Linked DNA regions of Mus musculus: region 2 is linked to region 1. A link is a loop called in an ENCODE intact Hi-C map of the cell type or tissue named here. Cell type or tissue: heart. All regions are shown on one strand.

Region 1 (5,000 bases):
GCTGAGAAGAACACTGCCCTTGTTGGATGAGTCTTGGCTCCCTGTCCTCAACCTAGCCCACCTAAACACTTGTGTGGCTATTTCCACCCACCACATTTGGTATTTTTATGTTGTTGCGGGGGGATTTGAACTCAGTCCCCAGTGCTTGCACAATAAACATTTTATCCACAGTCACCTCCCCCAGCACTGTACTTTAATAACTTTTCTGAGTAATTTTACTCAGGGTAATTGCAGTAGTGTATGCAGTGGTCCAGGGCCACCCATTACTTTGAAGTTCCTAAGTCTTCTAGTTCAAGCCCCTCGTGGCTCCACCTCTTGCCTCTCCTGCTCTTGGCTTCAGGTCAGAGGCTGAGCTCTCCTGGGCTTCCCCATTTCTACGTCCTTCCTTGCCCATTCTGGGTCAGCTTGCTGCTTCCCACTATGTCCCCTCCATGTTAGAGCTCAGCCTACCTCCACCCTGGTCCTGCTATGATCAACTCCACTGAGCCAATGATGCTAGTTCTTTGAGGCTGCTGCTACACCAGGCCATCCATCCTTCCACCTCCAATGGCCAGGATGGGCTGGGATCCCAGGCAGGGTTATTGAAAGGAGACCTTTAGTGGCTGAGGGTGCTAAGGACTATTGACCTCATCTGCATCTGAGTCTGCGTGTCTGTGAGTCTGTGAGTCTGTGACAGGGCTTTAGACTTCAGATCCTGGATCAGTGAGATCAGCAAGCTTTGTGAACAGGGCCGGGTTTCTTGCAGACCCCACCCACCCACAGCCACTCCCTCTGGGCCAACAGCCTCTTTGGAGGGCAGCACTTGGAATCTAGAAGCCAGGTTTGTACTGCGATTGCCTCTCTGCTCCCTCTCAGCCTTATTGTGCCTTGTCTGTGGCATGTGTACAGAAGACAGCTGGTAAAATGGTGTAGGAGCTAGTTCTGGGCTGCGCAAAATAAGCTGCAAGAACCCAGGGTGACAGAGCAGTAAATAGCTTGTGTGGCCATAAAGGACATTGGTGGTGAGTCTTAGTCTAGTCATTTCCTAGCCAGTTAGAACATAAAATCTTAGCTTTCCGTGTGCGTTCAGGCAGGCTGGCTGGCCATTAGATTCCAGGGATCCACCTGTCTGCACCTCCCCAGAGCTGGAATTACAGATAGGCACTGCTTGGCTTGCCATGTGCCTTCTACGGGGATCGAACTTGGGTCACTATGCTTGGGAAGCAAGCACTTTACTGACTGAGCCTTCTCTCTAATCCTGTCTCTCTTCTGCCTGTTTGAAACTGGGGCTTACTATGTAGCCCTGCCTGACCTCAAGCTTGCTCAGACTCTGCCTCTGCCTCCAGAATGCCAGGATTACAGACATGAGCCACCATGTGTGGCTAGTTTGTCTTCTTATTTACAAACCAGAAGCCAATAAATCCTACCTCCCAGGGGTTTGGGGGTGATCACCATGCACCCGTTGAGGATTCTCATGGGTCCAGGGGCTGTTGGAATCTGGTTAGTTCTCACCAGATAGTCACCACAACCCTATTTTACAGGTGAGAAAACTGAGGCACAGAGAACTTGCTTGGACCGCTGACCCTAAGTCACCCACTCAGAAAGTGAGAAGGCCAGAATAGAGCAGGTGATTTGAGCCAGCTAGCTAGCATAGTACCTGACACTCAGTGAGCCCCCATCTGAGAGCTGGCCTGCACCATCTGTCACTCCAAACGTCCATCTGCAGACACAGGCCTGCCAGTGGGGAGAGGCCAGGGAAGTCCAAGAGAGCAGAGAACCTTCTGGACCTTGGCAAGCCAGGCAAGAGACAAACAAGAATGAAAACATCTGCTATGACTATTTCCAACCGTAGCCACTGCGGGAAGAGGGGAAGGGTTATGAGGTGAGTGGGTCAGGGAGGCTTCCAGAAGCTTGCCACACAAAGGTGCCAGTCTTGCAGCAGTATGAGAATGTCTTGGCAAGAGAGACAGGCCCATAGAGGCGGAGCCCCAAAGGGGGAGCATGCGCAGTACGTACGTAAGGCAGGCAGCGGCTAAGAGATCCGCTAAGCCTTTGAATTTTCTTCTGTGAGCCATAAGAAGCCACTCGAGACTTTCAAGTTCAAGTTGGCATCTTACTTGAGCTAAGCGGGGAAAACAATATGATAATCCGACTCTCGGATTTTGAGTAGGACAGTTAGTTCCTCCGTGGACCCTCAACTGAGGCGAAGTAGCTCAAGGCCTTTGTCTCTCGGGTCATAGCTGCATGGGGTTTTGCTGTTGCTGTGACTGGGTCTCCGGTAGTCCATGCTGGCTTTGAATCCCTATACAGCCAAGGATTACCTGGAACTTCTGATCCTCTCGCCTCTACCTCCGTAGAGTGGGAATGGGCATACACTACACCACCACATCCATTCTACTTGGATCTCGGAGTTAAGCCCAGGGCTTCGTGAATGCTAGGCCTGTACGCTTGCCAACTAAGCTACACCGCACGAACCTTAACCTTTAAACTTACGGGGGCCTCTTTGCTTCCCTGCAGATGCAGGCTTCCTAGTGGGAGGCACCTGTGCCCACTCTGGCCCGGGCAGATCAGAAAATAGGTATCGGGCAGGAGTGTGGTAGATAGCCTGAGAAGGAGAGGTGTCGAGCCACTCTTCTCTCTGAGAGAAATGCGTACTTTACGTAAACTCAGACGGGGCCACACCAGGGAACCATCAAGGTGAATCCATTCCTGTGACTGTCCTGACCCTGGACCCCAGTTTCCTGAAGAGCAGTCTGTGAGGGCTGCCTCTGCGTGAGCTGTGACGTGTGCCTCTGGGCTTGAAAAAGAAAGAAATTTGAATTTACTGGAGAGAGATCACTCCAAGAGCAGGTTTGGGCTTAACAGAGAACCCCCTGACAGTTTCCAGGTAATGACGATTCTTTTTTTTTTTTTTTTAAGAGCCACCAAGATGGCTCAGCAGGGAAAGAAGCCTGCACCAAGCCTGACAACCTGCATTCAATTAGTGAGACTCACACGGTAGAAGGAAAAACCTACTCCTGAAAGTTGTCTTTTGAGCACCTGTCTTGGAAAGGGCTGGGCTGCAGCCTGTCTGCAACTTAGAGCAGTGCAGCCATCCCCCTCTGCTGGTGAAATTGGGGTAGCACAGGCTCCTTGTTGCAATGGTGACCTCCCCTGAGTGTGTGCCCTCTGTCAATCAGGGGACTGCCCTGCCCCTCCTGTGACCAGGTGCTACAGACTGTCAGTTCTGCTAGCACCCACCTGGGAAGTAATAAGAGCACTTAAGAGGCAGAGGCAGGAGGATCTCATGTTCAAGGCCAGCCTGGGAGAGAGGGGCTAGGAAGATAGCGTGGGAGGTAAAGAGCTTGCTGTACTACTATGAGGACCCGAGTTTGCTACCTCGGCATCTGTGTAAGACTAGAGGTGAAAGCGTGGTCTGTAATGCTAGTACCCCTACAGCAGGCAGGAGAATCCCTGGAAGCCTGCAGGTGGGCTAGCCTCGATTTCACACTGAAGAACAAGAAGGGGCTGGAGAGATGCCTTGGTGGTTAAAATGGAGAGATAGCCCAGCGGTTAAGAATATGTGCTGCTTTTGCAAAGCAACTGCGTTTGGTTCCCAACACTTGCAACCACTATGTCTCCAACTTCAGGGCATCTGACACACTTTTCTGGCCTCCACAGGCACCCGAGTAAAAAATAAATCTTATAGCAAACAAAAAGGCACTGGGTGTTGTGGCACATGCTCTCCAAGCAAGTGCGTCTCTGCGAGCGCCGAGACGAGCGCCAAGACGTCCTGTGGTGGTTTGAATGAGATAGCCAGAGCAAGTCTTGAGCATTTAAATTATTTGATCTCCAGTTGGTGGCTGTCTGGGGAGGCTTAGGAGACATGGGCTTGCTAGAGGAAGTATGCCGCTGAGGACAGGCTTTGAGGCTTTAAAAGACTCTCGGCTTTTGCCACTTCCAGTTCTCTCTGCCTCCTGCTTTGAGGAGACAGTGAGCTCTCAGCTGTCCCTGGTGCCATGCCTTGGCTCCACCATCATGAATGCTAACCTTCTAAAGCTGAAAGCCCATTTAAGTTGCTCTCTTTTATAAGTTGCCTTGGTCATAGTGGTTTTCCCACAGCAATAGAAACCAATATACATAGCAAGACCTTGTCTAAAACAACAAACAAAAGGGGAGTCCCTGCCTCAAACAACATGGAAGGTGGAGACCTCCAACCTCCACACACGCACTGTGGCACGCATACACCGCCTCTCAAGCTCGCGCCTCCCATTGTGCCTGCCTTAGCAGCAGGGCAGAGAGCTTAAAGAATAGGTCCCGGTGCTCGGGTTTCTGGCATCAGCTGACTAGAGTCCTTTTTACAAGGTTAGGCGTGGAGGCGAACCTGCCCCTCCCATTCGATCTAGTCTGCCCCAGGCTGAAATGCTGTATTGCTCTTAGTTCTCTGAGCCGTGCTGTAATTGGGAAATAGAGCAGAAGATAATGTGGAGAAGGCAGGCATCCTGGCAGGACGCTGCTGGTCTAGCAGGGCCTGGGGAATGTGTATCCCTCCCCCCCTGCAGCATCTTCCGAATCCTTCTTCTGTCACTGTTTCTAGATTCTATCAGCCAGTCTTGGACCTCTGTGCCCTTCACCCTTCCATGGGGAGGCCACTAGACCTCCATCACTTCCACGAGCTCCTTCCCGACAGAGCAGAGTTTCCAGGGATCTGGAAGGACCTGGGGACTTGGAGGAAGTGAAGTCCCAGGTTCTAGTCTTAGCTCCACCATTTCCTTACAATGTGACCTTGAGCAGATCCCCTCACCCTTTGGAGCCTCAGTTCTTCTATCCCTAAAGTTAGGGAGATGACACCTCCCTCAAGGGGATGATTAGACCAAATAAGGTGTGTAAGCTTGTTTGCAAACCTTACATGCAAGATGGCTGGTGGGGTAATGAAGTTATGTTCTCCAAGCACCTTGACTTTGAACTCTGCCTCTCTCCTGTGACCTTGGGCAAGTCCTGTGTAAAACAGCAAAGGGGGGGGGGAGGTAGAAAGAAGGCTC
Region 2 (5,000 bases), 310 kb before region 1:
ATGAGAGAGAGATGAGAGAGAGATGAGAGAGAGATGAGAGAGAGAAAGAGGAGAGGGTAGAGGATAGAGGGGTGAGGAGAGAGGAGAGAGAGAAAGAAAAGGAGACAGGAGGCTGGAGAGATGGTGTGCGTACTGCCTAGGACCCGCTTTGGGCAGGTCATAGGCACTTGTATCTCCAGCTCCAGGGCATCTGATACCCTCTTCTAACTTCTGCAAGCACCTTCCCACATGTGTGTACACACACACACATTTTTAAACAATAAAATAAATGTTTTTTAAAAAGAAAATAAATAGCTGGGCGTGGTGGCACACGCCTTTAATCCCAACACTTGAGAGGCAGAGGCAGGCAGATTTCTGAGTTCGAGGCCAGCCTGGTCTACAAAGTGAGGTCCAGGACAGCCAGGGCTACAGAGAAACCCTGTCTTGAAAAACCAAAAAAAACAAAAAACAAAAAACAACAACAAAACAAAACAAAACAAACAAACAACAAAAAAACAAAAAACAAACAAACAAACAAAAAACCATAGTTCAGCCTGGGTTATTTCTGTTCCTCTTCAGACTTTTTTCTTTCCAAATGAAGGATGACCTCGGTGCTGTGGGACCCACTCGTGACCCCGTGAACGTGCCCCACCAGGTGGCCTTCACTATGCTCTCGACCTCGCTCTCACTTCTGTCTTCCTCTGCACTCCAGGTTCTGGATCATCCAGCTGTTCACCTGACTGTGACCCCCTCACCTCCAGACCTGTTTCCACCACGGCTTCCTTAGCAGCCCGTGGTGACACTCTTTATGCCAGCTTGCCATCCTTTTACATCCAATGGCGCCCATCAGCAAACCATCTCATTCTACTCCAGAAACCCCTAGAACGTGGCCAGCCCTCCTGCCTCCTGGCTCTGGTCCTGTCATCTTTTGCTGGAGTCTGCATCAGCCTCCCTACCTCAGTCTCACCCCCACCGCCTGTCCTCAGCTTGCAGTATGAGGAACACTTTCCCTCGGATGACAGAGCGGCGGTCCCTGCTCAGAACATCACATCTTCTCATGGCATTTGGAGGGCAGTGGTCCTTCTCGCCTTGCTGACCGCATCCGCTGCCCCTCACTCTGCTCCCGCTTTCCGTGCTACCACGGGGCTGTTCTCTCTGCCCTTGAGTGACCGACTCCCCCAGATACCTACACGTGCTCCCCAACCTCCCTGTGTGGAACTCAACTGAGCAAACTGTGTTCACTCCATCTGAATTTCACTCTTGAGTGCGGATTTCTTTCTGGGAAAGAAGCCAGAAAACAAAACAGAACACTGCCAGGGGTGGCCTGAGTTGAGTGGGGCTTCTCAGCTTGGCCCCCTGCTCTGTCTCCAGAGCATGGAGTGAGGCAGAAACAGCCACAGCAGCTAGCTGGGTGGTGGACCATTCACATTACTCCCTAGGCAACTCTGGGCAGGTCACTACTCAGGCCTCACCTCACACAGTCTCAGCTTTCCCTCTGAGACAGAGGCAGGGGTTAAGCCTTCGAGGTGTGCGGTGGGTCTGCTTGCGTGTGCACAGGGCTCAACCCTTCCATGGTTTCTGCTTCATCCCCAAAGGCTGGGTGGGCCTTTGTGCTGCCTTCCTTGCCCACTGACCTAGCCATGCTGGGCACTATATAACCTACTACAAGTGACACGCTCAGTACAATAGGATTTTTTTTTTTTTGAGGGCATCTTGGGCTAGGAAGAAAGTTCACCTAAGAGATAACCAGGTGGTGGTGGTGGCGCATGCCTTTATTCCCAGCACTGGGGAGACAGAGGCAGGAGGATCCCTGAGTTTGAGACCATCCTGGTCTACAGAGTGAGTTCTGGGACAGCCAAGGCTATACAGAAACCCTGTCTCAAAAACTAGAAAACTAAACAAAACAGAGATACTCATGGGGGGGGGGGAGGGATGGTTAACGGGGGAGGGGCTTCCTGACACTTGACACATCTTTGAAGAATTACTACCCAGGGCCATCTCCAGAAACGGCTCCCTGGCCACTCTGTCCATCTGCTTCCCTCAGCATGGCCGCACTTCCTGACTTCTCCCATGCTTGGTTACTACTGTGTTCAACTGCTTATGAATCTGCCGCCCAGGCTGGGGGCTGGGGAAAGGGATGGACCCCCATCCCATGCAGAATGAAGAAACACATGGTTGAAAGGAGGTAGCTGGTGCCCTTTCCCTCAGAGGGGCAGAGGTGTCAGGAGATTCAAGGCTTAGGCTGGGGCCCCAGGGTGGGACAGACCACCAGGATGTGGGGCTAACCCTCAGTTACCACAGTTCTTAGGAGAATCCCTGAGAACTGCTTCTGGGCCTTGACCCGTGATGTTCTATGCCTGGAAGGGTGCAATTACCGAAACAGCCTGATGGTGTCCCTTTGCCAAGCCTGCCTTTTTCCCCTCTTCTCCTTTATGCCTGTTTGTTTAACCCAGCATCTCCTGAGGTGTATAGGTGAGTGGCCAGAGCCTACAGCTCAACCAGCACTTCTGAGATATGAACAGTAGGGGGCAGCAAAGCCCTACTCCCAGCTGCCCCGTTTACACAAGCCCTAATTGTTCTCTAAGACCCGACTTGTTTAGGACAGTAGCTATCTCTCAAAGCCTCACCTCTTTTTCTCTGTCTGGAAGTCAAGGTAATGCTGGCCTATGTGGTTTTGTCTAGTTAAAAAAGAGCCCAGCACGGAGCCCTCTAAATCCTGCCCTCACCCTTACCACACCCATTGCTGCTTGCACTCCTTTAGAGCTGAGTCTCTAGGCAAGGGAGGGATGCAAGTTCAGGCTCCACCAGCAAGCCCAAGACAACTTCACTGTGGGGCAGCCAATCAGGGAGCCACCCTTTAGGTTCATGGGTGTGGGTGTGTGGTCTCAGTATCCTCTGTGTGAAACTCTGTGAGACACACAGGCGTCTCTTTATTTTTTCCCACAGCACAGAGCCTAGCACGCTGAGGTACCACGCCAATGCTTGAGTCTGGTCTCTTGCCAGTCTGCTCTGCGTGTGTGTGTGTGTGTGTGGTGTGTATATGTATGTGTGTGTGTTTGCACGAGTGCTTTTTTTTTTTTTCTTTTGATAGTCTTTCACTGACCTGGAGCTAGGCTAGCTAGTGAAAAAGACCAAGGATTTGTCTTCATTTCCTGAATGCTAGGATTACATCCTAGCATTTCCTGAATGCTACACCTGTCGTCCCCCCCCATTCCCCCCCTCCCGGTTTTGGACTCCCTGGAGCTCACCTGGCGGCTAGGGTCTTCCTCTCGGAAGATGAAGGGGCTGTGGAACTGCCTCTGCAAGGCGGCGTTGACTGTGATCTTCAGAGACCTGTACTTGAGCTGTAAGACCAGGGCCTTCTTCAGAGCCGGCTCTGGGAGCCTCTGTTCCCTCTCAGGCAGCCCCAGGTTGGAGACTCCCCCCACAGCCACCTCCTCCCTTCCTTCCAGTCCTGCTGAGGGTCTAACTTACTGCTTTCAGAGATGTCAGCCACAGGTTTCCCACCAGGTAGAAGCTGGTCTCCTGGCTGGGGGCCAGCCTCAGGTTGCAGATGATGGAGACCACGTCGGAGTTGCTGTGATTCTGGAAGAGAGTTGTCGGGATGGGCGGGGGCTGGAGGCCAGTGGCCTAGAATGTGAGCTTGGGCCATCAGACAGGCCTGAGGCTGGACCAACTGGGAAAGGGAAGCCGACCCGAGGCTGGACCATCTGGGAAGCAGATGGCTGGGACAAGGATAGAGGTATGTGGGGACACGAGGGACACCGAGAATACAAAGCAAGGAGGCCAGATTTGAAGTTGTGTATAACGACCAGTGTCCCAGGATCAGAACCTCCACTCAACACTGAGGACTTGGAAATCACCATATAAACAAGCTAAACGATAACTAAATGACAGTGCAGTAAGTCACAATAGATAGAGAAAAGTATTGCAGGCAATCAAACTTCCGGAGAGTGTCCCAATCAATCAATCAATCAATCATGTGTACACACATGCACATACCCAGAGCAAGTGTCATATTCAGGATCAAGACAATTCCAACCTCTCTCTCTCACACACACACACACACCTGCCATCAATTCTGTTTCTACTGCCCTGGTGGCCAGAGCCAGGGTAACATGTCAGGAAAAACAACTTGTTTTGGAGTGTTTGGAAAAAGTGGCAGAGACAGATGGAAAAGTGCATAAATCTTCATCTTGGAGCATCTGAACTTTATTAAGGTAAAATTATTTTTGAGGTAGTCTTGTGCCCTCCCAACTCTACCCAAATCATGGGTGAAGTGCAGCAGGTTTCAAAATACTGTGTGGGGCTGCCAGGATTGCTCAGTGGGCAAAGGTACTTGTAACCCGGATGCCACCAAGTCTGATGACCTGAGTTTGAACCCTGAGAACTCAGATGATGGAAGAAGTAACTCCTGCAAGTTGACCTCTGACCTCCACATGGCTGCCATAGCACCTGCACACACACACACACACACACACACACACACACACACAAGAATGCATGTGAAAAAATTTTAAGTGCTTCATGTTTGTTTGGAGAAATGAGAGCTGACTCACTGAACAAAGCTGCTGGGCACACGTAGGAATTCAAAACGTTTCTTTTTCTCTCCCTCCCCCTCCCCCATGCACAGGCTATGCCTGTTTTGTCCAGCTGATCCTCCTGGCTGAGCCTACCCAGTACATACTGTTTATGTGGTGTTAGGGATCGGACCCAGGACTCCATGTATCACATTTCGCTTAATAAATTATTTTTTAAGTGTTTTTTTTTATACTGGGCAGTGGTGGTGCACACTTTTTAATACCAGCACTCTGAAGGCAGAGGCAGGCAGATCTCTGTGAGTTCGAGGCCAGCCTGGTCTATAGAGTGAGTTCCAGGACAGCTTGAGCTATCCAGTGAGACCCTGTCTCAAAAAATGTTTTTCACTAAGCATATATTATCTATACATTACATTGGGTCTCATTGTGACCTGTACATGCATGTGTATATTATATTTGGGTCATATTCATTACCCTCTCCTG

What was found. A loop is a pair of places that touch in the nucleus more often than their neighbours do. Peaks named below come from ENCODE experiments on the same cell type or tissue, not always from the same donor. Only the 100,000 strongest peaks of a DNase experiment are listed, where the experiment ranks them.
Region 2: a loop joins it to region 1, with 2.1 times the contacts of the local background. A loop is called at or near these places in 9 of 42 quality-filtered maps.

What each region holds. Positions count from the first base shown.
Region 1 is chr9:62,468,683-62,473,682 of GRCm38, reverse strand. The region is part of intron 2 of Coro2b (coronin, actin binding protein, 2B); the gene reads left to right. Among named protein-coding and RNA genes, the nearest start is that of Gm40523, 56 kb to the right of the region's middle. In heart, a CTCF peak has its summit at 3,088 (motif pointing left); DNase peaks (open chromatin) are centred at 1,742 and 3,092; H3K27ac peaks cover 518 bases.
Region 2 is chr9:62,775,177-62,780,176 of GRCm38, reverse strand. Itga11 (integrin alpha 11) reads right to left here. Exons shown (of 30, transcript NM_176922.5): 27 at 3,454-3,564; 28 at 3,228-3,323. Among named protein-coding and RNA genes, the nearest start is that of Fem1b, 34 kb to the left of the region's middle. In heart, a CTCF peak has its summit at 2,500 (motif pointing right); a DNase peak (open chromatin) is centred at 2,466; H3K27ac peaks cover 268 bases.